Linked DNA regions of Mus musculus: regions 1, 2 and 4 are each linked to region 3. A link is a loop called in an ENCODE intact Hi-C map of the cell type or tissue named here. Cell type or tissue: gastrocnemius. All regions are shown on one strand. Each heading gives the region's core, and the rest is flanking DNA. Links, peaks and the distances in the headings are about the cores only. Region 1 overlaps Prkar1b (protein kinase, cAMP dependent regulatory, type I beta). Region 2 overlaps Prkar1b (protein kinase, cAMP dependent regulatory, type I beta). Region 3 overlaps Dnaaf5 (dynein, axonemal assembly factor 5). Region 4 overlaps Prkar1b (protein kinase, cAMP dependent regulatory, type I beta).

Region 1 (5,545 bases), core at 193-5,192, 94 kb before region 3:
ACGGTCTAAAACCAGGTCAGACTTTGCTCTCTACAGTTCTGCTCTGCCCAGTTTTCACGGCATCGGTTAGAGAGTTTAAGAGAATACTGTAAACAAACCCGCCCACTTTTCTCTTTCCATCTTTTCTCCCCTGTTTTCTCTCCCTTCCTCCCTCCTTCCTTCCAACTGCTCTACCCACTGAGCCACGCCCCCAGCCCCTCACTGGGGGATTCTAGGCAGGGACTCTAACCACTGAGCCACACCCCAGTCCCTCACTGGGGGATTCTAGGCAGGGGCTCTACCCCTGAGCCACGCTCCCAGCCCCTCCCTGGGGGATTCTAGGCAGGGACTCTAACCACTGAGCCACGCTCCCAGCCCCTCACTGGGGGATTCTAGGCAGGGACTCTAACCACTGAGCCACACCCCAGTCCCTCACTGGGGGATTCTAGGCAGGGGCTCTACCCCTGAGCCACACCCCCAGCCCCTCACTGGGGGATTCTAGGCAGGGACTCTAACCACTGAGCCACACCCCAGTCCCTCACTGGGGGATTCTAGGCAGGAGCTCAACCTCTGTGCTACAGCCGAGCCCCTAGGTGGAGGATTCTAGGCCAGCATGCTACTGCTGGGTTATGGCTCCTGCCCAGTTTTGGAAGCCCCCTGCTTCTTGCCCTGCAGCTCTTCTTCCTGCTCCACTAAAACAGGTTGCCATCCCCAAACCATTCTCTCTAAATCTCTGGTCCACCAAGACTGGCTCTCAACTTACATAGCCTAGGGTACTGGCTAAGATGATGTGGTAGCTTCCTCTGCTCTGAGGAAAGAGCAACTCACATGTGGTCTATAAGAACAGACCCAGAACAGGAAGAATGTGTGCAAGGGCCATGTGTGCATGTGTGCATGTGTGCATGTATGCATGCACACTGCTGCAGGGGAATTGGAGGTAAGGTGATCTAGAAAGAGATAAACCAAGGAAAAATAAAAGACAGTTGAAGGGGAAAGTCCAGTTCTGAAGGAGGCTGAGCGTATGCCACACCCCCTCAATGGTCTGGCCTATTCTCTGCACCCTCTGACATAAGCCTAGCAGCTTTTCAGGGTGGCTCCCCTCTCCAGCCCCCGCAGCCTGTCACAGGTCTTGCTATTTGCGGTGTTTCTATTGCAGTACTTCCCCAGCTGGGCTGAACCTGGAACCCAGACAAGTTCCCCACTGTGATAATGTCCAGGTGGTGACTGCAGTGTCCTCCTGGCAAGTACTCCCAAGGGAGCACTGCCCAGTGGCTGGCTGTGGCCTTTCCTCTCAGGGAAGGGTACAGTAATAAGCAAAGACAGGACTCTCGGGCCCCAACATCCTCTTGGAAGCAAGGTGATCCTTTGGGCATGCCACAGTGTATCTGTCCCTCTCTTCAGGTGCAGGCTTGAGCAGTGTTCACAAAAGCTTGTATCGTCCCTCTCTCTGCTTCATCCTACCAAACGCAACAGAGAGAACAGCTTTGGGGTGGCCCAGTACCTCTTCTTCACTCCTCAAAAATCTGGGTAGAATACGCAATGGCTAGCAGGGTAGATCTAGGGAGGCATATTCAAGTATCCAAGGACGGTCCCGCTCTCTGCGACACAGTCGAGTGACTCAGCAAGAATGAGTTCCAATATTGGTTACAGGGGAAATGAATGAACAACAAAAGGATTTGACAGCCATGTGTGGGCAGCATGCCTGTGCTATCAGCAGTTGGAAGCCTGGGACAGGAATTCCAGGCCAGCTTGGGCTGTATCATAGAGTGTGTGTGTGTGTGTGCATGTGTCCCAAGCTAGTTCTTGTTCCTTGAGTCTCAATTAGTGTTCCCTTGTACAGGATGGGCCCCAGCTGACCCCCAAGAGCTATGAATTCTGGTCAGATATCATATGGATGTCCAGCTAGTAGGTACAGCAAGGTGGATCAGTTTTTACAGGAACCGACAGGGGCTTGCAGAACAACATGTGTGCATGACCATGGTGGGGTTTGGTGTACATCCGTGTGCAGAGTCCACAGACCATCCCATGTGGTGTTCCTGGGGAACTCTTGCGGGTCACAGTCCTCCCCTCAGGGTGAACCTCATAGACAGCCTCAGAGAAGCATCCTATGTTGTATCAGGCAATAAGGCTTATTCTGGGCAGGTGACAGATGAGACAGAAGGCAGACAGATCTCTGGGGGTGTCTTAGAGTCATGCACAGATGACTAAGGAGGCTCGTGTGCTCTTGAACACTATATCTGAATCCAAATCACAGCTCTGGAGCTTTCTAGCTGGATTATGCACAAGTCACTCAGCCACAAAGCCTCAAGTTTCCTCATCTGTGAAATGGACTTACTGAGGGCTGTGAGGCAGCAAGCGGTGCCGAGCCCTCTGTCAGCTTCCACTTTGACGCTTTCCTCATGAGTGTTGAGGATGGCATGGCTGACCCAGAGCTTACCCCATGTCTTCTCTCAGCAGCTCTTGACTCTACCAATAGCTGGTGCACAGTGACCCCAGGTGGCCAGCACCTGCCTGGCTGGTGACTGTTACCATGACAGCAGTCAGTGGAACTGCTATTAGACAGGGCAGCTCTGAAGTCCAAGATCCAGGACCCCAATCGTCTGTTTGTCTGTCTGTCTGTCTGTCTGTCTTCCCCCTAGTGTTAGATAAATGTCATGGTACTGCCACCTACAGTATATAGAACAGCTTCCTCGGTATGTGTTTGCAGCTGTGTGAAGAGTGGGCAGAGAGCACTGCAAGGATACATAGACAACATCAGCCGCTACGGAGCGAGCAGAGTGTGAGCAGGCATGGATTCTGGAAGAGTCAGAGAGCAGAAGGACAAAGTATACCACAGAATAACTCAGCAGCCCCCACCCCACCCCACCCCGCCTCCTCACCATGAGCTTTGCAGCACTGGACAAATTGCTCGACCTTTCTGGTCTGTTATGTGTTTCCTCATCCTGGAATTATCGTGAGACTAGATCATTAGCACATGAGGGCCCTGTGAGTGTCCACACAGAATGCTTACCCTGTCCCCCTCTGCCAGTAGTCCATACGCGGCCCTCCTGCTCAGACTCCAGGGATGCCTTGGGCACACGAGCAAGACATCTTCACATGGAAGATGGGAATCTAACTGAGTGAGAAAATGGGCTTTTCCATGTTCGACCCAAGTGCACTTCACTCATGGGTACGTGATATTTAAGTGTGCACACAGTGCCAGAAGACCATGGCTATGTCGTTTCTCAAGCCCCAGCTGCCTTGAAGCACGCCGACCATCTGGACTGGCTGATGACCAAGGCCCAGGAAGCCTCCTGCCTCAGCCACCTGATTAATCTGAATGACAGGTCTGGACCCCCAAGCCCAGCTACAAGGTCTTAAAGCCATGGACCAAAGGAAAGGCTCATTCTGATGTTTATCGCTCTTGTGTACACCTTTTAGTGAATAAAGTGACTCTGGGAAAACAGGAAGGCTCGCTCTTCCAAAAGCGTAGCTCATACATTAGTGTAAACCCCACCCAGAAGCGGGGAGCAGCCCCAGCATCGCTTGTGGAGAGGGCCAGTGTGGGCACTCCACACACAGTTAATAAACGCCTCAGAACGAACCCGTGAAGAAAAACCTAAAATACTTTCAGAAGCCCCTGTGGCTCCACAGCTCAGCACATTTGGATTCAAATGTCAGCCTGAAGCCCAGATCAACAGCCCTGCTGATGTTGAGTTGTGGAACCACTTCTTACCACTCAGGTCCCTGAGGCATCTTCTAAGTCTGTAAACATGGCAGGTCATTAAAATCTAGCGGGAGTCTTTCCTGAGTGCCTCTTGGAGATGGCACTCACTGACGCCGATGTCTTCCCCTTAGGCCAGGAGATGAACAGCAGAGGCCAGGTCTGTCTGTCTTAGGGGACATGTTTCCCAGGTCAGGCCTCTCTAGCCTCTTCATCTCTGTGGCTTCGAAGGGGAGCGTGGTGCAGACTGTTAAAACTGGAACTGACAAGCAAGATGTAAAAGCCACCCTAGAAATAGAGCTGTGGCACTGTAAAAGAACAGGGCGTAGGGGCTTCACCAATCACTTTCAAAATACCATATGACCCCTCAGTGCTTGGAGCAGACAGAGGCATCTCTCCCTAGGCCCACCCACCACCCTACTTCCTTGTGGCTCCAAGCGTGCCCAGCGGAATATCCACCTTAGGAGGAGGGTTGTGAGCTGCACTCTGAGCCTCAAGAGAAGAGAGTCCTCACGAGAAAACCATCCCAGCTCTCCTCAGACCTATGTCTTTGCCAAACATCCCCACACTTTACCAGAAAGCTGGTCAGCAGGAGACTAGAATAGGCAGACACCATTGGCTGAAACGCACCAACCAATGAACCACAGAACCTGAGACCTGTAGAGGAACCATACAAATCCTGCCTTGGGACAAGGGGACATGAACCCTGTAGAGGTGACTGGAGACAGTCCTCTTGTCTTCCAGTTTCTATAAATAATGTGGGGATGGATAAAGACTAAAGGCCCCGTGATTCATTCACCACACATCTTTAATTTGGGAATGAGAAAGTGGCGTGACCTCCCCCGGGCAGCTACTCCCTCCCAAATCTCCTCCTATATGCTCCTGCAGGGAGAGGGGCCCTGCCCCAGGTCTCTGGCAGGGAGCTGGGACAGCAAACCAGAATTCCACATTCTCCAGATACCAGGAGAAATGCAAAGCCACAGGATGAGGGGAGAATGGGGAGGCACAGGTAAAGGTGGGGATTTAAACCAGCCTGAGGCCCCTTGCCTATCTTCAAGAACTCAGCCATGGAAATGCTTGAAACGTTAGAATTAAGACTCTGCCATCAGAATTCTCTAGCTCCTTATAGGAAAAGTACTACTGGGTCAGTGTGGTGGTTCAGCAGGTAAAGTGCTTGCTGCCAAGCCTGACAACCAGAGCTCCATTCCTAGAATCTGCATGGTAGAAAAAGAGAGCCCACTCAAGAAAGATGTCCTCTGGTCTCTACATGTTTGCAACCTCGTGCCTGCAGATCAGTATGCCCATACACACACTGATAATGAGATTTTAATCTCTATTGGTTAAAAGAAAGGAAGAAGGAAGGATGGCTGGGTCAAGGGAAGGAGGGAGGGGGGAGAGGGAGAGGGAGAGGGGGAGGGGGAGGAGGAGGGAGAGGGAGAGGGAGAGGGGGAGGGGGAGGGGGAGGGAGAGGGGGAGGGGGAGGGGGAGGGAGAGGGGGAGGGGGAGGGGGAGGGGGAGGGAGAGGGAGAGGGAAAGATACTGATCCAGGTATTTGGGAAGTCTGTAATCTTAGCACTCTGGAAGCTGAGGCAAAAGAACCAAGAGATCTGTGCTACATAGAGTTCCAACCTCACCTGGGCTACATAGTTAGACACTGTCTCAAAAACAAACAACAACAACAAAAGTATGGCAGGGTGCTGGTGAAAGATATCTCAGTGGTTAAGGGCACTGTTGCTCTTGCAGAGGACCTGGGTTCAGTTTCCAGTGCCCACATGACAGCTCACACCCATCTCCAGTGCAAGTGGATAGACTGCCCTCTTCTGGTCCACTCTAGCACTGCACGCATGTGCACAGACACACATG
Region 2 (5,545 bases), core at 323-5,322, 160 kb before region 3:
TATTTCTTCATGGAGGAACACTGTTATCTTTGTGGATTAGAAGCAAAAATTCACTGGTTCCCAGTACCTCCTTGGCCTGTCAGTTTTCATAGATCTTCTGAGGCCCCCATGGCTGGTCCCTGTTCCTAGTTCTCTTTTCTTGGGTGGGAGAAAGACTCCAAAGTGGCTGCAAGGACAGGCTTCCTTGTGGCAGATGGCAGCACCTGGAGGACCCTCAGTCATGGCCAGCTCACATGGCCTGTACACAGCTCCCCTTGGTGCCCATCACTGCCTCATACTGCCTCCAAGTCCTCGTGTCTTCCTAGGGCCTCCTAGGGAGCATGATATCCTCCCAGGGCAAACCTGGCTGGGCTCCAGTGGTTAGGGCTCCACTCATAAAAAGCTTTATGGCCCTAGGGAAGGCAGAGCTTCCCAGAACATGCTGGGTTAGGCAGAGATGACCCAGGCTCTACTCCTTGTCCCCCAACCCCTCTGCTGTGAACATCTTCTCACTCTGAATTCAGTGGCCCTGTGCAAAATGAGCCCCACAGGGATATTATGAGACATTAAGGACAGAGACAGACAGAAAGACAGAGAGATCCTGAAGGTTCACTCCAGTCCTGTAGCCTGGTGGGCAGGCTTGCTGAGTGATTGATGGGTTAGGAGTGGGTAACTGACCAAACAGGGAGTGTCAGCCTCCGATCTTGGATGGCATCAGATACCTTCGTGGCAAGGGTTTTGTGTTCTTTTGAGGTTAGTACTCTCATGCCAGGCCCCAGGTGACAATGTCAGCGATACAGAGTTCCTGGTTGCTCACCTTTACCTCAGAGGGTGACTCTCTTCTTCCTGCCCTTAGCCCAATATTCTCCACCAGGGGCCTGTCTTAGCTTTTTGTTGCTGTGAGAAACACCATAACCAAAAGCAATTTGTAGAGAAAGGGGTTTATGCAATCCATTGGTGAGCTTGCAGTCCATCATCAGAGGAAAACAAGGCAGGAACACAAGCAGGAACCTGGAGCCAGGAACTGAAGCAGAGGCCATGGAGGAACACTGCTTACTGGTTTGCTCTCCATGGCTTACTCCGTCAGCTTTCTTATACAACCCAGGGCTATCTGTCCAGAGTTGGCATTGCCCAAAATCATTAATCAAGAAAATGTTCCACAGCCTTGCCTACAAGCCAATACGTTGAAAACATTTGCTCAAGTGAGATTTCCTCTCTAGCTAGTGTCAAGTTGACAAATCTAACTAGCTCAGGTACCATGTCCCAAGGGACTGCCTAGGTTCCCTGGCTCTGAGACCTAGTCCCAAAAGGCCTGCAACCTATATCTGGGTGCCAGAGACAGGGTGTTCTGGACCCTTCCTATTGAGTATGAGCCTGCAGCAGACACCCAGGAAGTTACATTCTGGGGCTTGACACAGGCTATACATATCACAGTTGTGCCCAACTCCAGGTCCTCAGGCCTCCTGGAGTAGATAAGCTATACTACGGGGTCTGTCTGAGACCCTCCCCACATAACCCAGAAGCTCACACTAGAAAGTTTATGTCATGAGATGGTGGGTCAGACATATGGAAAGTCACCTCCCTTGAGATGGCTGCCTGACTCACAAGGGTCCCTGAGCAGGGACAGGGTCTACCTAAGGATACTTGGAGAATGAGGGTCCAGGAGAAAGGTAGCTCCTTTGGGCTAGGATGGGTCCTCTCTAGGTGGCCACATATCAGGGCTACATACAACCCAAGCCATGTGCCAGCAAGAAAGTAGCCAATCTGTGTCTACCAACTGTGGGTACTACAGCTGATGTGCTTGTCATTATGCATGATCAGATGTGATGTTCTATGCCATGATAACTTTGAGCCTGTGAGCTTCTTTTGCTGAGTTAACACACCTTATCCACAATCCCATGCCCTGCTAAAACCAGGCCTTCGAGGCAAATACTCCTCCCCGTTCATGGTGAGATCATCGAAGCTCTGAGAAGTTAAGCAACTTGCCTTTTGCCAAACAGATAATAAAAACTAGGAGCAAGGCTTGATATCACACATCTGCAATCCCAACACCTGGGAGGCTGAGAGGGGAGGATCTCAAGTCTAGACTACACAGTGGCACTGCTAAAGAAGGAAAAGGGGGGAGGGAGGGAGAAGCCATGTTGGGGCATAAATGTAATCCCAGTGCTAGAAAAGTGGAAGATACCTGGGCCTCCATGGCCAGCCAGCCAACCTAGCCTACTTGACAAATTCCAGACCAGTGAGAGATTCTATCTCAAACAAGAGCAATGGTGTTGGGGAGGTGGTTCATTGGGTAAAGTGCTTGATGCACAGACACGAGAACCCAAGTTAGTCCCCAGCACCCATGCAAAAAGCCAGGTGTGGCACTGTGTAGCTGTGATCCTAGCACTGGGCAGCAGAAATAGGGAGGTTCCAGGGACTTGATGGCCAGCTAGCCTAGTAAAAAGGGGGACATGGTTGGAGGAGGTGTATGCACACACATGCGCCCACACGCGCGTGCATATACATTTGTATGGGATTTTTTTGTTTGTTTTTGTTTTTGAGACAGTATCTCACTATGTAGGTAACCCTGGCTGTCCTGGAATTTGCTTTGTAGACCAAGCTGGCCTCATACTCACAGAGATCCCCCTGCCTTGGCCTCCTGAGTGCTAGGATTAAAGACATACACCACCACTCCCAGCTTACATTTGTTTTTATTTTTACTTTAATTTTTAAAGACAGTATAACACTGTTACCCATACTAGCCTCTTAGTCTATGGGCACAGACAGGACACAGACAGGATGAAGCAGGATCATTACCAACCAACTGGAGCTGGAGATGGTGGAGGAGGCCTCAGGCACCAGCTTCCCAATGTGGTGACATCACAGAGGCAAGTGCAGCTAGAAAGCAGCCAGGCTGGGTCAATGAAGACTTCCTGGCAGGACCAGGGCCAGCTGATCTCAGAGGAAGTAAACTAACTGAAAGTAGGGGTGGGGGGAGCAGAAGGGGACACTAAATCTAAAGCTAGGACCAGGGTACTCTGGATGTGAAGTCACCCAGCCCCAGTCTTGCAGGAGGCTGCTGCTTGTCTCCCCAGAATACAGCCAGGGGGCCTGACCTCAACATGAGTCACCCGCCAGCCCAGCTGATTCAGCGGAACTGGGGGAGTGAGGCTGGGACTGTCCATGGACTGAAATGGCCAGCCAAGGTCAGTACTGTCCACTGTCTGGAAGGGCCAGCCAAGGCCATCAGACCAGCAGGGCTGAGCCCCACCTGCTGGCACCCAGCCACAACAGACTTCTGTCTTCATAGTCAGAAAACCCGGGCCTCAAGGAAATGGTTTTGGCAGGGAAGGTGGCTTATGGCTGAGGACTCATAGAAAGGGCTTGGGATGTGGGAAAGAACCAAGGGTGAATGAAAAGTGAACTCGTGTGAATTCATGGATAGGTGAAAAGTGAGCTGAGGAGAATAATAATTCGATGATGGAAGGCTCCCATAATCTGCCCTGCTCTCAAGGCAAGCAAACTGCCCACCACAGCTGGCAAAGGACAGAGACCATAATGAAATGGAGATGTGTTCTCTATCCCAGTTCCCACTTGTACCCATAAGAAATTTGCCCAGTGGCACCAGCCAATCTCTTCCCTCTCAAGGTTTAGTCAGTAGGGTATCAGACATGGGTATGAGGCTGGGGCTGGGCCCTATCTATTTGACTATGCCTAGGACACCTCTAACAAACAGAGGTCTGGCCAACACAGCCCTCCATTTGCACTGACAATGTAGAAATGAAACTAGTTGAACTGAAGCAGGAGGATTTCATGAGCTGGACACCAGTAAGAGCGCTATAGTGAGACTTTGTCTCAAAATTGATAGATGAGAGAGAGAGAGAGAGAGAGAGAGAGAGAGAGAGAGAGAGAGAGAGAGAGAGAGAGAGAGAGAGAGAATGAGGGGAGGGGGAGAGGGAGAGGGAAAGGGAAAGGGAGAAGAAGAGGGGAAGATATTATAGACTTTGGTTTGGATATATGGAGTTACAGAAAGTAGAAGAGTAGGGGTGGGGATGGGGAGTTCATATCTAATGTGTGCAATTTGGAGTAGGAAGATGACCATCTGTAGAAGGGTGTAGTGATAGCTTCAATATACTGTGCATGCAGATAGTAACAAAACACTTGCCATTTTGACTTTATTTGCTTGCTTCTACAAGGATATTGAGCCCACATAAGGCACATGCTTGGCAGCTATTCTACCACAGAGCCATGTCCCCTGCCCCTCACTAGGGGATTCTAGGCATAGACTCTACCACTGAACCACACTCCAGCCGCTCACTGGGGGATTCTTTTTTCTTTTCTTTCTTCTTCTTTTTTTTTTTTTTTTCAAGACAGGGTTTCTCTGTTGTAGCCTTGGCTGTCCTGGAACTCACTCTGTAGACCAGGCTGACCTCGAACTCAGAAATCCACTTGTCTCTGCCTTCCAAGTGCTGGGATTAAAGGTGTGTGCCACCACCACCCAGCACTCACTAGGGGATTCTAGGCAAGCATTTTACCACTGAGCCATATATTCACTGCCTTTTTTTTTTTTAACTTTTTACTTTGAGACTAAGTTATGTAGACTAGAGCAGGCACAGCATTAATGGTTTTGTTTGTTTGTTTTTGTTTTTTTGAGACCAGATTTCTCTATGTAGCCCTGGCTGTCCTGGAACTCACTCTGTAGACCAGGGTCACCTCGAACTCAGGGAGTTGGACTGCCTCTGTCTGCCTCCTGAGTGCTGGGATTAAAGGTATGCACCACCACATCTGGCTTAGCTTTAGTGGTTTTTAAAGTGTGTGTGTGTGTGTGTGTGTGTGTATGCACGTGCATGAATGTGTTCAAGTATGCCATGACATTGATGTGTAGGTCAGAGGTCAAAAGTTGCACTCACCTTCCACCTGGTTTGGGACAAGGTCTCTTGTACCATCTGGGTATGCCAAGCTAGCTGGTCCGAGCTTCCAGAGATTCTCCTGTCTACCCCTCCTACCTTGCAGTAGGAGCCTGGAATTATATGATTGATACTTTGTCTGGCTTTATGTCTGGAGATTTGAACTCAGGTCCTCACATTTGCATGAAAAGCATTTTACCTGCTAAGCCAATTCTCCCCAGCTCAGTGTTAATCACTTGAAATCCCCAGAGCAGTTTCTTATCTACAAAAGATTTAGACAGAGGCTCCCAGGTTGGGAAAGGGTTCTTCATTGCACATTTAATAGTTCATGCAGCGCTTGGTGACATAAATAGGGGATGGAGAAGCAGGGCCACAGAATCCACAGATAGTCCACAGTGCAGGCACGACACACATGGCCAGGGCCACACAGCGGGGAGCTGATGGTCAGCTGGAAGGGTCACCTAGACGTGCACAGCGGGGCAAGAAAAGGTTGATCACACTGTCTCATGACATGCCGGTCACCCAGGGGACACTAAGCAGTTGTGGACACTCATGTGGCCCTTGGGTCTGGCTGGCTCATATCACACTCCACGGTGGATGGTTTAGGGATGTGGGGTCAAGCCTGGTTTCAGTACATTATCCCCTCTTGTAAGGGAACAGAGAGACTCGGGTGAGAG
Region 3 (5,545 bases), core at 354-5,353:
CAGCACTCAGAGAGGTGGTGTACGCCTGCAATCCCAGCACTCAGAGTGGTGGTGTACGCCTGCAATCCCAGCACTCAGAGAGGTGGTGTACGCCTGCAACCCCAGCACTCAGAGAGGTGGTGTACGCCTGTAATCCCAGCACTGAGTGGTGGTGTACGCCTGCAATCCCAGCACTCAGAGTGGTGGTGTACGCCTGTAATCCCAGCACTCAGGAAGTGGAAGCAGGGGATCAGGTATTCCAGGCTAGCCTAGACTATATAACAAGACCTTGTCTCAAAAACCAAACAGACAGACAAACAGACAAACATGAGCTGGATGTGTGGCTCAGTTGGAAGAAGGCTTGCCCAGCATTCTCCAGCTTTGTACAAAATGGGTGTGGAGGAACATGCCTGTAGTTTCTGCACTCAGGCAGGAGAATAAGACATTTAAGATCATCATCTTCAGCTATATAGGAGATTTGAGTCCAGCCTGGGCTATATGAGATCCCATCTTTTTAAGTTAAAAATGAAAGTAGGTTATAGACCAGCAGTGGTGGGGAGAGAAGTCATGAGCAACTGGCAGACTGTCTGCTCTCTGAAGGGTGAAGCCCTGAGCAGTTTGTTAGAGAGGGCATGACAGACAGTTCCCCTTCAGGTAGCCTCACATTAGCAAGACCTGCTGGACATCTTCTGTATGAGAGTTCTTGTTAATAAAAGAAGATGTTTTGTGTGTGTGCAGGTACCTGAAGAGGCTCTTAGAGGACATTGCATGGCCCTGGAGCTGTAGTCACGGGGTTGTGAACCAAACACGGGTCCTCTAGAAGAGCGAGCTGCAAGTGCTCTTGAGCACCAGGCCGTCTCAGCCCCGTGTTACTTCTTTTTTGGTTTTGTTGGTTTTTTGAGACATGGTTTCTCTGGTAGCCCTGGCTGTCCTGAAACTCACTCTGTAGACAGGCTGGCCTTAAAACTCACAGAGATCCTCCTGCCTCTACCTCTCTAGTGCTGGGATTAAAGATGTGTGCACCACCACACCCAACCCTTATTTCTTGCTTCCTTTGTTTTAATGGCACAGATGGCAGGTTCAATGGGTGGTGACGGAGGTGCCATATGACCCACATAGATTATCATGGTTGGTGCAGCCCTTGAGCACAGAGCCCCCTGAAACCACCTTGTGCAGAGGCACAGGGTCAGGTCCAGTTCCATTCCCAAACTGAAGCATGTCCTTCAGAGTAGTCTGTTTGTCCTTCCTCACTTGCCCTCTTGTTCCAGACAGTTCCGTGGCTATTTGGATATGGTAATAAATGACATCCTAGCCCCCAACCTGCAGTGGCATGCAGGGAGGACAGCTGCAGCCATCCGGACGGCTGCTATATCCTGCCTGTGGGCACTCATCAGCAGTGACATCTTATCGGCCAAGCAGGTAAGGACAGCTGTGACCACCCCAGTTGTTTGTCCATGTGTGTATCATGGGACCTTACAGAACTGCGTCATTCAATCAGCACAGAAAGCTCTAAAGGGCTGAAGTCTGTGGGGCCAGATCAGGGCAGGGCCCAAGTCTCTTGCTCTGGTTCTCACATCTCCTTGAAAGATCTGGGATCTGGTCTACAAACTGTCTTAGTTTCTTATCCTACTGTTGTGATAAAATACCCTGACAAAAGCAACTCAAAAGAGACTAGGGATATACCAGGTCACAGGTATATGGGGAGATGACATGCCAGCCATACCTGAGTTTGGATCCCAGCATCCATGTAAAGAAGCAAAAAACAAAAACAGAACAGGCCTGGCCACATGGGTGACCAGCATTGACAGAGCAGAGACAGGGTTCACTGACAGTCAGTAAGCTCTGACTTCGGGATAGACCCTGTGTCAATATAGAAGGTGCTGGATGGATGGAGAGATGGCCCAGTGCTTCAGAGCCCTTCTGCTCTTGCAGAGGACCCAAGTTCAGTTTCTAGTACCCATGTCTGGTGGCTCACAACTCCTGAGAATCTGATGCTCTCTTCTGGACTCTGAATAGACAAACAGACACAAACATAGAAAATTGTGTGTGTGTATGAGTGTGTATACACGGTGGAGAATGATAATGAAAGATGCCTGGTATCAATTCCTGGCCTTCAAAAAAAAGCACATGAACACACATATGCATTATGTCTGCTGCAACTGCACACACAGTGTAGCACGTATTATTAAGATTAGTGCCACAGAAATTCTCCATCAGATATTGGGTAAATGGTCTCCGAAGTCAGTTTCTGTTGAATGCTCTTCACAAAATTCCAAGCTTAGGATGAGGGATAGCCCTGGGCTCAGCTCTTACCACACACAGGTGAAGTGGCTGAGAGTGGCAGGCCAGGCCTGCGTTGCTCTAAGCAGTGAAGTGAGCCAGGCGACTGAGCCATGGAAAGGTGAGGCTTCTGCACGGCTCCTCTGCCTGCCATCCGCTCACGGTGTGTGAGCGCCCCCTGCTGACAACAGGGGTCGTTACCTAACTCTCACATGTTGCACTCTACAGTGGGTAGGATCTGAGGTACTCGACTGACCAAATTAAAGCAGAAATGGTTAAGATGATCTGAACTTTAGAGAAAATGCAGTATTTCTGTTCTAGAACAGCAAAGCTGCAGGCAAAGCCCTCCCCTTGTGTTGTGATCCCTTCCCTCCTGACATGGATGCCCTCCCCAAGATCCCCCACCGTCTCCCACTGGTACCCTATCTAGTCAGCCCCTGCCATCATCCTGCTGCCCGCTGTTTTCTTGTATTTATTACACCATGAGAAGGCCCACTTCCAGAAGCCCTTCTGCTTCCCTGCAAAGTGTCACAGAGGCAGCCACTTGGTGGCAGTACAGTCATAACTCACCAGGCCCTCAGCCCAGGGCATGCAGCCACACTGCTTGTCCCCATCAGCACCTCCTTCACTGGCACCACCTACCCTCCCATCCCTTTCACCTCCTCAGCAAAGGTGATGCCCTCTTGTTGATCACGAGAGCCCTGCTCAGGCCACTTACAGGCCTGTGAACCATTCACTGGTTCACGCCTCCCTCATTCTCGTGTCCCGTGAAGCCTTATATATGCATCTAAATGTGGTTTATCTCCCAGGCTTGTCCCATTACATGCCAGGTAAGTGTTCTGCATTTGAGCCACAGCTCCAGGCCCTTTACTAGAAGGTTCTAGGCAGGGGCTACCATGGAGCCACAGGCCCAGTCCTCTCCCTGGGGGATGTTAAGCAAGTGTTCTGTGGCTAATCTGTGTTCCTAACTGATTCCACTTTTAATTTGGAGACAGGATCTCAGTAAGAGTCCTCAGCTGGCTTTGAACTTCCTCTGTAATCCAGGCAGACTGAACTATGAATCTCCTGCCTCAGCTTCTAGTGCTCACTAGGATAGGGCTTTGCCCAGCTTTTCCTACTTTCAAAACAAAACAAAATTCCCTGTCATAGCCCTTACAGCTCCCATCATTCCCTGCGCTTCTCTCCACTGAACCCCTGGAGAACTGCCTACACTTCAAATTTTATTTTAGTAGAGCAAAGGGTTCTTTTTTTTTTCTTTGTAGTGTGTGTGTGTGTGTGTGTGTGTTCGTTCGTGTTTGTTCATGAGTGCCAGAATTAACTTCTGAATATCTGTCCTGGCTAGTTTTATGTCAGCTTGACACGAGCTAAGATTCTCCCAAGAGGAGAAAACCACAATTGAGAAAATCCAGCTGTAAGCAGACGAGCCTGTAGGACATTTTCTTGATCTAGGGTTGATGTGGAAGGGCCAGTACACTGTGGTTGGGAACAGCCCTGGGCTGGCGGCCCTGGGTTCTAAACGAAGGCAGGCTGAGCAAGCCAGTGAGCAGCATCCTCCATGGCCTCTCCATGCATCAGCCCCTGCCTCCCCGTTGCCTCCCGAAGCAGACTGTGATTTAGGATATGTAAGCCACGTAGCCCTAACAAAGGCAGCATCGGAAGTCACTCCTCACATGCTGTCCACCGTGGGTCTCTTCCTGGCCTGGCACCGGGAATGCAGATGTACACCACCACACCCAGCGCGTCCATGAGTGCTGGGTTGATCTCGATTCTGAAAGTTCTCTACCATCTCAGTGAGTCTTCTCTCCAAGCCCCTGATGGGTTTTTTGTTAGTTGATTGGTTTTTCCATTGGGGTGGTTTTCTGTAGGTCAGGCTGTCCTAGAACTCCCTGTTTAACAGAGCCTGCCCTTGAAGTGCTGGGATTACAGGTGAACTGTCTGTAATTCACATGGTCTGCTTGCCTTGTGTGGCCTGGCCTATCCTGTAGCACTCTGAGCCGATAATAAGTGACTGGTGGTGGCCTGTAATCCCAGCCCTCGGGAGGCAGAGGCAGAGCTCTGAGTGTGAGACCAGCATGGTCTACAGAGTGAGTTCCAGGACAGCCAGGGCTACACAGAGAAACCTCGAATCGAAAAACAAATAATTAATAAATTCAAGTGATTCAAGGGCCAGTGAGGTGACTTGGCAAGTGAGGGCAGTGGCCATCAAGCCTGGCCAATGTGCTGAGTGTGCTCCCAGGAGCCGTGTGGTTAAGGGAAAGAACTGACTCTTGCAGATTGTCCTCTACACGTGTGTACCTGCACGCTTGCACACCCACAGACCTACACACAGAAGATAAGCAAAACTTTTATTGTTACAAACAAAACCAAAAAGATTCAAATCTACTTGTAGGTGTGCTTCGCAGCATTCAAGCTGCATTGCCTGGCATTGAGCACTGGTGTGCTGACAGCATGGGTGGTCCCACGTTCCTCACACCCATTTGTGGCCTGCAGGTGCAAGAGGCACAAGAGACCCTGATGCCACAAGTGCTGGCTACGCTGGAGGACGACTCCCAGACCACACGCCTGATGTCCTGCCGCATCATCAACATGTTCCTCAAGAATTCAGGGGACACCATGGAGCCAGAGAAATTCCTCAAGGTCTATCCTGGTAAGACACCAGGCGTGCGTGAGCACACACGCGCACACACACGCACACACACACGCACACACACGCACGCGCACACACACGCACGCACACACACACACACCACGTTATTTAGTAACTTCTCTTGTAGTTAGACATAGAGAGAATATTTCTTTTGACTCCTGCTGGGTATCCATATGCCATCACAGTGACAGATGAGCCAGTCCTGACTGAGCAGCCTTCATGAGAAGCAAGAGGTGGGCATTATTGGAGATGGAGGCCAGGCTCTGTTTCCAGGACCGGTAGGGTGTAGCCAATAAAGGTGGGAGACCCTCCTTGAAGCAGAAATTTTCCAGGTTCCAGTTTAAAGTAAGTGTGTGTGTGTGTGTGTGTGTGTGTGAAATAAGGTTTCTATCTGCCATTGCTACAGAGAGCAATCTACCTGGAGCTGGCGTGGTGGGGCATGATGTGGGCAGCTGCATTACCTGTCTAGAGGCAGCCTGAGCACCAAGCCAGTTAGAGACAGAGATAATGAGGCTGTCAAAGCCAACAAGATCCCAGGCGGTGACCCGGGACAGTACTGTACAGAACAGAGCACAAGAGGAACAGACGCGTCCTGAGGAGCAGTGAGCGTGAGGGGACGTGGGGAAAGCCAGCACAGAG
Region 4 (5,545 bases), core at 283-5,282, 100 kb before region 3:
GAAAATTCGTTCACATATTCTCACTAATGTTTCTGATGGTGAGGCTGAAGAGGGCGAGAGGGGGCAGCTAGAAGTCTCATTTCCTTGGCAACCACTCTGAAAGACCCAAACAAGAAGGACTCTCTACTATTCTGATCTGCACTTTCAGTGAATACTATGTAGACAGGAAGCACCCAGACTGCTGGACACCTTGGCGTCAGTCTGTCTTACACTGGCCATCCCAGCCCAAGTGGCCTTCAGCTGCTGGCCAGGGCGACAGATGTGGTGTCCCAGCTTGAATTTAGGTTCTCTCACTGTTTAGGTGGGAGCTCACTCTAGTTCCAAATATTTCTGTGGAGACAGCAATAAGTCAGCCCTGGCTGTTTGTGCACTGTGGTGTGGGGCAAGGCTGCCTGCTCCCGGAAGGCTGCCCATAAGCCCAGTTGGATCTCTTCACATTGTTCCGGGCCAGGTGGCCAGCTCTGGCACCCAGACTGTGAAGTTCCAAGATTCAGGGTGGAGATGCATTAATGGGGTTGTAAGAGACACGGGCCTGAGTGTCCACTGTGGATCTAGGCTTTAGGAGGTGGGGGGTTGGATATACTTCTTTGTCAATGTGGCTTCCACTCAGAATCACCAGTCTACATGCTAGCTATGAATGGTCACAATATCCACAAATGACCCAGCCCATCTGACCTTCTGAATTTGCACAGGCACATTGAGGAGGCTGAAGACGAACTTTAAACCAGTAACCTTTATCCTCAGGAGCAAGGGAGCTTGCTTCTGTCGTGGTGCTAATATAGTCATGATAACTTAAAACACTCATTTATGGTGTGGATTCAATGTTTGCCTAGAAAAGCTTGTCACAGAGGTGATTGGCTCATGAGGGCTCTGACTTCATTATGAGAGATTCCCATGATGCACTCAGAATATGATACCTGTCTTGGCTGCAACAACGACCTTCCAAAGAGATGCTTTGCCTAAGTTCAAACCCAGAATCAATCTTCCAATATTAAAAAATAAATAAAAAAAATCTGGGTTTGGTGGAGCATGCCCAGTGGTAGGGAGGCAGAAACAGCCAGATCTGTGAAACTCTCTGGCCAGCTCTTCTATACCTACTTGTGAGTTCCAGTCCACTGAGAGACCCTGTCTCAAAACTCAAGGTGGACAGCCTGAGGAACAACATCTGAAGTTGTCTTTTGGCCTCTGCGTGTGTGTGTGTGTGTGTGTGTGTGTGTGTGTGTACGCGCGCGCACTTGTGTGTGTGCATTTGTGTGTGTGCACTTGTGTGTGTGTACATTTGTGCACACACACACACACACTGGACTGCTAAGTGAAATCTGACAGAAATACAGACAAGCAGTGCCCTGTGGTGGTTGATAATACTGGAAAAACCAGCTAAGGCCTGCCAGGAGCTGAGGAGGACACAGGTGAGTAGGGCCGTGCTGCCTGCCAATCAGCTAATAGACATTTATGGAGTATATCTTCACACAGCAGAGGGGCAGGCAGCTCCCATGAAACAGTCAAGGCCACATCCCGGGCCATAAAACACACCTGAGTAAACTCGGGCAGCAAAGCATGCCGTGGGCACCGTTAGGTCACCGCCGAGGTAAAATGGAAATTAGAAGCCTGGGAAAAACCCAGCATTCTGGAAGTGCTGGCACTTCTAAACAGCACAGGGTCAGGGAGGAGGCACCAAAACTGGGCCTGGTGATGCTCATCTGTAAGTCTGAAGTAGGAAGATTGTGGTGAGAGCAAAGCTAGTCCTGGGTATATCGTGATTTTTGGGACATCCTGGGCTACAAAATGAGACCGCATCTCAATAAGTCAAAAACTAGGAGGAAGAGAAGGGGGGAGGAAGAGAATCTAGGTGACATGAAAATAACTAGAAACCAAACGAAAAAATAAAAGGCAACGTTTGGGGAACAGGGGATAAGATAGAACTTCTCCAGGTAGTCCTGGCTGTCCTGGAACTTACTCTGTGACCAGGACGGCCTTGAACTCATAGATTTAGAGGCATTATGCTACCACCTCCCAGCTAAAGTAAGACTTTGTCAAGCGTGTGAGGCACAAGAGAATCTGCACATGGAAGGACATCTACAGTGTGTAATAGGAAAGACCTGGAGTCGGTAGCCTTGGGGAGCGACGGCAAGAACAAAACAAATCCAAAGCAACCAAGAAAGAAAGGGTTTGGTTATAAAGCGGCTCAAGAGACAGAGGCAGATGGACTGTAAGTTCAGGCCAGCCTGAGGCACAGAGTGAGTTTATGGTCTCCCTGGGCAACTTAGAGAGTCTATCTCAAAATTCAAAATAAAAAGAGAGCTGAGGAGATAGTGCAACAGTAGCATGCTTACCCAGGTCCCCCAGTGAGGGGCTGGGGGTGTGGCTCAATGGTAGAGCCCCTGCCTAGAATCCCCCAGTGAAGGGCTGGGGGTGTGGCTCAGTGGTAGAGCCCCTGCCTAGAATCCCCCAGTGAGGGGCTGGGGTGTGGCTCAGTTGTAGAGCCCCTGACTAGAATCCCCCAGTGAGGGGCTGGGGGCGTGGCTCAGTAGTAGAGCCCCTGCCTAGAATCCCCCAGTGAGGGGCTGGGGTGTGGCTCAGAGGTAGAGCCCTTGACTCAAGTCAGCCCTGCAGGCTCCAGTGTAGGAAAGGGAAAAGCAGGTGGAAATTCAAGTTCAACCACCAGAGGGAGCCCTACCCAACCCGTACCCAACCCTGGAGATCTGTTCAGGGAGCCTGATGTGTGCCAGGCACTGTGTTGGATGAATGTCCTGAACATTCATATTTCCCACCATGTAAACTCACTAGCAAAACAATGGTAGAAACCAAAGAGGGCGTGCCTTTCCAGTCATCATTCACTCACTCATTCATTCATTCATTCATTCATCAAAAACACCACGGGCCCCATCACTGGTCCCATATTTTATGAATGGTAGTTTGAGCCACATGGCATCTTGACTCAGAAAGCCCCAGAAGCAGTATCTGGACTCTATCTAACATTTGGTCCACCAGAGATGGTGGCAGTGTCAAAGGTACCGAGTCCAGCATCCCACACACTGGAGCCCTACTGGGGCTGGAAATCTCATTGCTCCCTCTCACCACAGACCATGTACAGAGCCAAGCGGGGGGGGGGGGGGGCCGGGGGAGGTCCCACGTGGTCAGCAAGGTGGGAGGCCACCAGCAAGCCAGCCTCTAGGGACCGATAGAGGTCACCTCCTAAGAATCTTTCTTCCAGGACATCAGTCTTGGAGGAAAGAAAGGAACCAGCTGGCTGAGTTCTGATGAGGCTGCCTGGAGATGTGGGGGGTGGGGGTGGGGCTTGGCAGCCATTCCGGGCCAAAAGAGAGAAAGTAAACCCTGGGGCTGCCGGTGCCAGCCAAGTGCACCGGACACCACAGCGCCTCAGGCTAAAGTCGGGTTCAAGTGCCTCTGGCTTCTCTATCAGCTGGCTAACGACTGGGACAAAGCTGATTCTGGCTCTGTACCAGATCTTTAGCTATAAAACAGGACAGTCCTCCTGAAGGGGCACACTTGTCCTGGCCACCTCTCACTAAGACTCATTCCCCCCTCCCTCCCCCTTCCCAAGGACCAGACAGATCCAAACTCCATCACCATCATCCAAACTCCCCAGTGGCTGATCTGAGCTCCCGTGAGCAGGGCGCTGGAAGCTTGCTTGCCTTCTGCAGCCCGTGACAGGTGTACCCGTTACCAATTCAAGAGAAATGATGGCCTGCAAGCCCCAGGCCCTGTGGTCACCACAATTATAGTTGCTGCAGCAAAGTGTCACCCTGTGGTCACAGCAGGCAGGGGCATCTACATCTAATGAGATGCCAGAGATCTCATGGTGTTCCTAACCCAGCTGCCCTCTCTGGCTGTCACCAGTAACCAGGGTAGAGGACAGCCTCCAAGTACATTATAGACTTCAAACCTGTCACAGGGCCTCAGCAGCCGGACCATAATGGCTGCCAGACCCAGCTCCAGTGCGGTGGCTGGGAAGGTACAGCTGCAGCTGTGGTAACAGCTAGCTGGCACGAAGCACTGGACACGTGCTTTGTTCCTGTGGCTGCAAAACTACTCAGTGGCTCCCAGGCTGTTTCAAAGTGCCAGCCTGGGCTTGAAAGAGTCAACAGATGATCCACCTGCCGACCAGGTCATCTGAGACCCGTGTGGCCAGGGCGAGAGCTTGCTGTTCTCTGCATCCCTTGGCAGGTGCTACTGAAAGCGAGGAGACCAGATAGGGAGAAGGTGATCCGGGCTCCCAATAGGTGAGTAGCGCAAAAGACCAACCAGCTGGGAGACTCCAGACAGCAGAAAAGACCATGGTCTATGGAAGAGAGTCCAGTCAGCGGTGGGGAGACTCAGACTACACAACAGATCCCCGTCTGTAGTAGAGGCCACAGTTGGCATAGGAGGCCCATTCTGTGAGGGTGACCCCTGTCAGTAGAGACAACTCCATTAAGGAAATCTGGTTGTGAGAAGCGACCTGTCTATAGTACACAGAAAGCAAAGGGTCTTGGTGGGTGGCAGATGAAGATTTGGCCCACTGAGGTCATCAACAGGGCACCAAGTTAAGTATGCAACTGAGGCCTGTGGACAGCTAAAGGGCTTGTACCCACAGCCATGAGGTTCTGAGGCTCCAGGTGTCAGAGAACCGGAGCAAACTCAGACCCACCTGGTTGTTGTCAGTCTGGCCCCTTGCCTGGGTGAGCACATGCCGACTGTAAAGGCTGATGGTGTGAGGCTGGGACTGGAGAAACCCGGAGGCCTCCCACCCATCCCCTGGCCTGATGCCAAGGCTTTGTGTGGAAGAACCAGGGCCCAGCCCCCAAGTGCGACCGCATGGAGCTCTTTGGGACAGAGGCTCCCTCACCCCAGATCGATGAACAGAGACAACTCATAAACTCACTGGCACATAGGCCCAGGGCGACATCTACACTGCCTGGAAGGAGGTGACTCAACATGACAACTGTCCAAAGGAGGTAGAAACAAGTCACTGACCCAGTTTTATCTCCTGGTTACACACAGTGGACAGTGACTGATTCCCAGTTGCTTGCTGGGAACACCTGTGGGTCCAGATGGACCAGGATTGCAAACTACACATAGTTCATCTTTGGCCTAGGGCTCCCTTTACAAGTAAAAGGCTACACCCCAAACCAGGTGGCCACTGGTCCAAAACCACTCCGGCCAGCCCAGTGCCAGGACCTGTGTGGACTTGGACAGAAGCCAGCCCATGGCCCTAAAAAATCAGGGTCCCTCTTGGCCTTACATATAAACCCCGCTGAGGAGAGAGGAAAAGACAGCAACAGGAAAGCTAGAGATCATAGCAGTGAGTGTTGCCGCAGCCACAACACCACCGCAGCCCCACAGCAGGGAACACAGCAGGGACCACCCAGGTTGCCCTCCTGGCTCTCCCAGAGTCTTACACAGCCTTGGGAAGAGTGTGCTTGTGCTTCAGTGCCATGGTGGGGAGCCACGGTGGAGATGGGCTGTAAAGCTGAAGGCAAGAGAGAGCGCAGGATAGCATCTTGGGAGTGGCCCTCATGTGCACATGGCATGTTGAGGGAGC

Evidence for each region. Hi-C counts contacts between places; a loop is a spot of excess contacts. Peaks named below come from ENCODE experiments on the same cell type or tissue, not always from the same donor. Only the 100,000 strongest peaks of a DNase experiment are listed, where the experiment ranks them.
Region 1: it touches region 3 in a loop (3-fold over the local background); 26 of 42 quality-filtered maps call a loop at or near these places.
Region 2: it touches region 3 in a loop (2.2-fold over the local background); 5 of 42 quality-filtered maps call a loop at or near these places.
Region 4: a loop joins it to region 3, with 4 times the contacts of the local background. A loop is called at or near these places in 26 of 42 quality-filtered maps.

The regions. Positions count from the first base shown.
Region 1 is chr5:139,082,859-139,088,403 of GRCm38, forward strand. The region is part of intron 4 of Prkar1b (protein kinase, cAMP dependent regulatory, type I beta); the gene reads right to left. Among named protein-coding and RNA genes, the nearest start is that of Prkar1b, 44 kb to the right of the region's middle. In gastrocnemius, for the core only: a CTCF peak has its summit at 2,476 (motif pointing left); DNase peaks (open chromatin) are centred at 1,158, 1,688 and 2,473; H3K27ac peaks cover 275 bases.
Region 2 is chr5:139,012,146-139,017,690 of GRCm38, forward strand. Prkar1b (protein kinase, cAMP dependent regulatory, type I beta) reads right to left here. Exons shown (of 11, transcript NM_008923.3): 11 at 5,159-5,545. Among named protein-coding and RNA genes, the nearest start is that of Pdgfa, 20 kb to the left of the region's middle. In gastrocnemius, for the core only: no CTCF peak of the experiment used is centred there; a DNase peak (open chromatin) is centred at 3,204.
Region 3 is chr5:139,176,668-139,182,212 of GRCm38, forward strand. Dnaaf5 (dynein, axonemal assembly factor 5) reads left to right here. Exons shown (of 13, transcript NM_001081265.2): 10 at 1,248-1,398; 11 at 4,750-4,906. Among named protein-coding and RNA genes, the nearest start is that of Sun1, 21 kb to the right of the region's middle. In gastrocnemius, for the core only: a CTCF peak has its summit at 2,459 (motif pointing left); DNase peaks (open chromatin) are centred at 2,423 and 2,810; H3K27ac peaks cover 188 bases.
Region 4 is chr5:139,072,673-139,078,217 of GRCm38, forward strand. The region is part of intron 4 of Prkar1b (protein kinase, cAMP dependent regulatory, type I beta); the gene reads right to left. Among named protein-coding and RNA genes, the nearest start is that of Prkar1b, 54 kb to the right of the region's middle. In gastrocnemius, for the core only: a CTCF peak has its summit at 2,642 (motif pointing right); DNase peaks (open chromatin) are centred at 2,659, 3,373, 3,967 and 4,761; H3K27ac peaks cover 230 bases.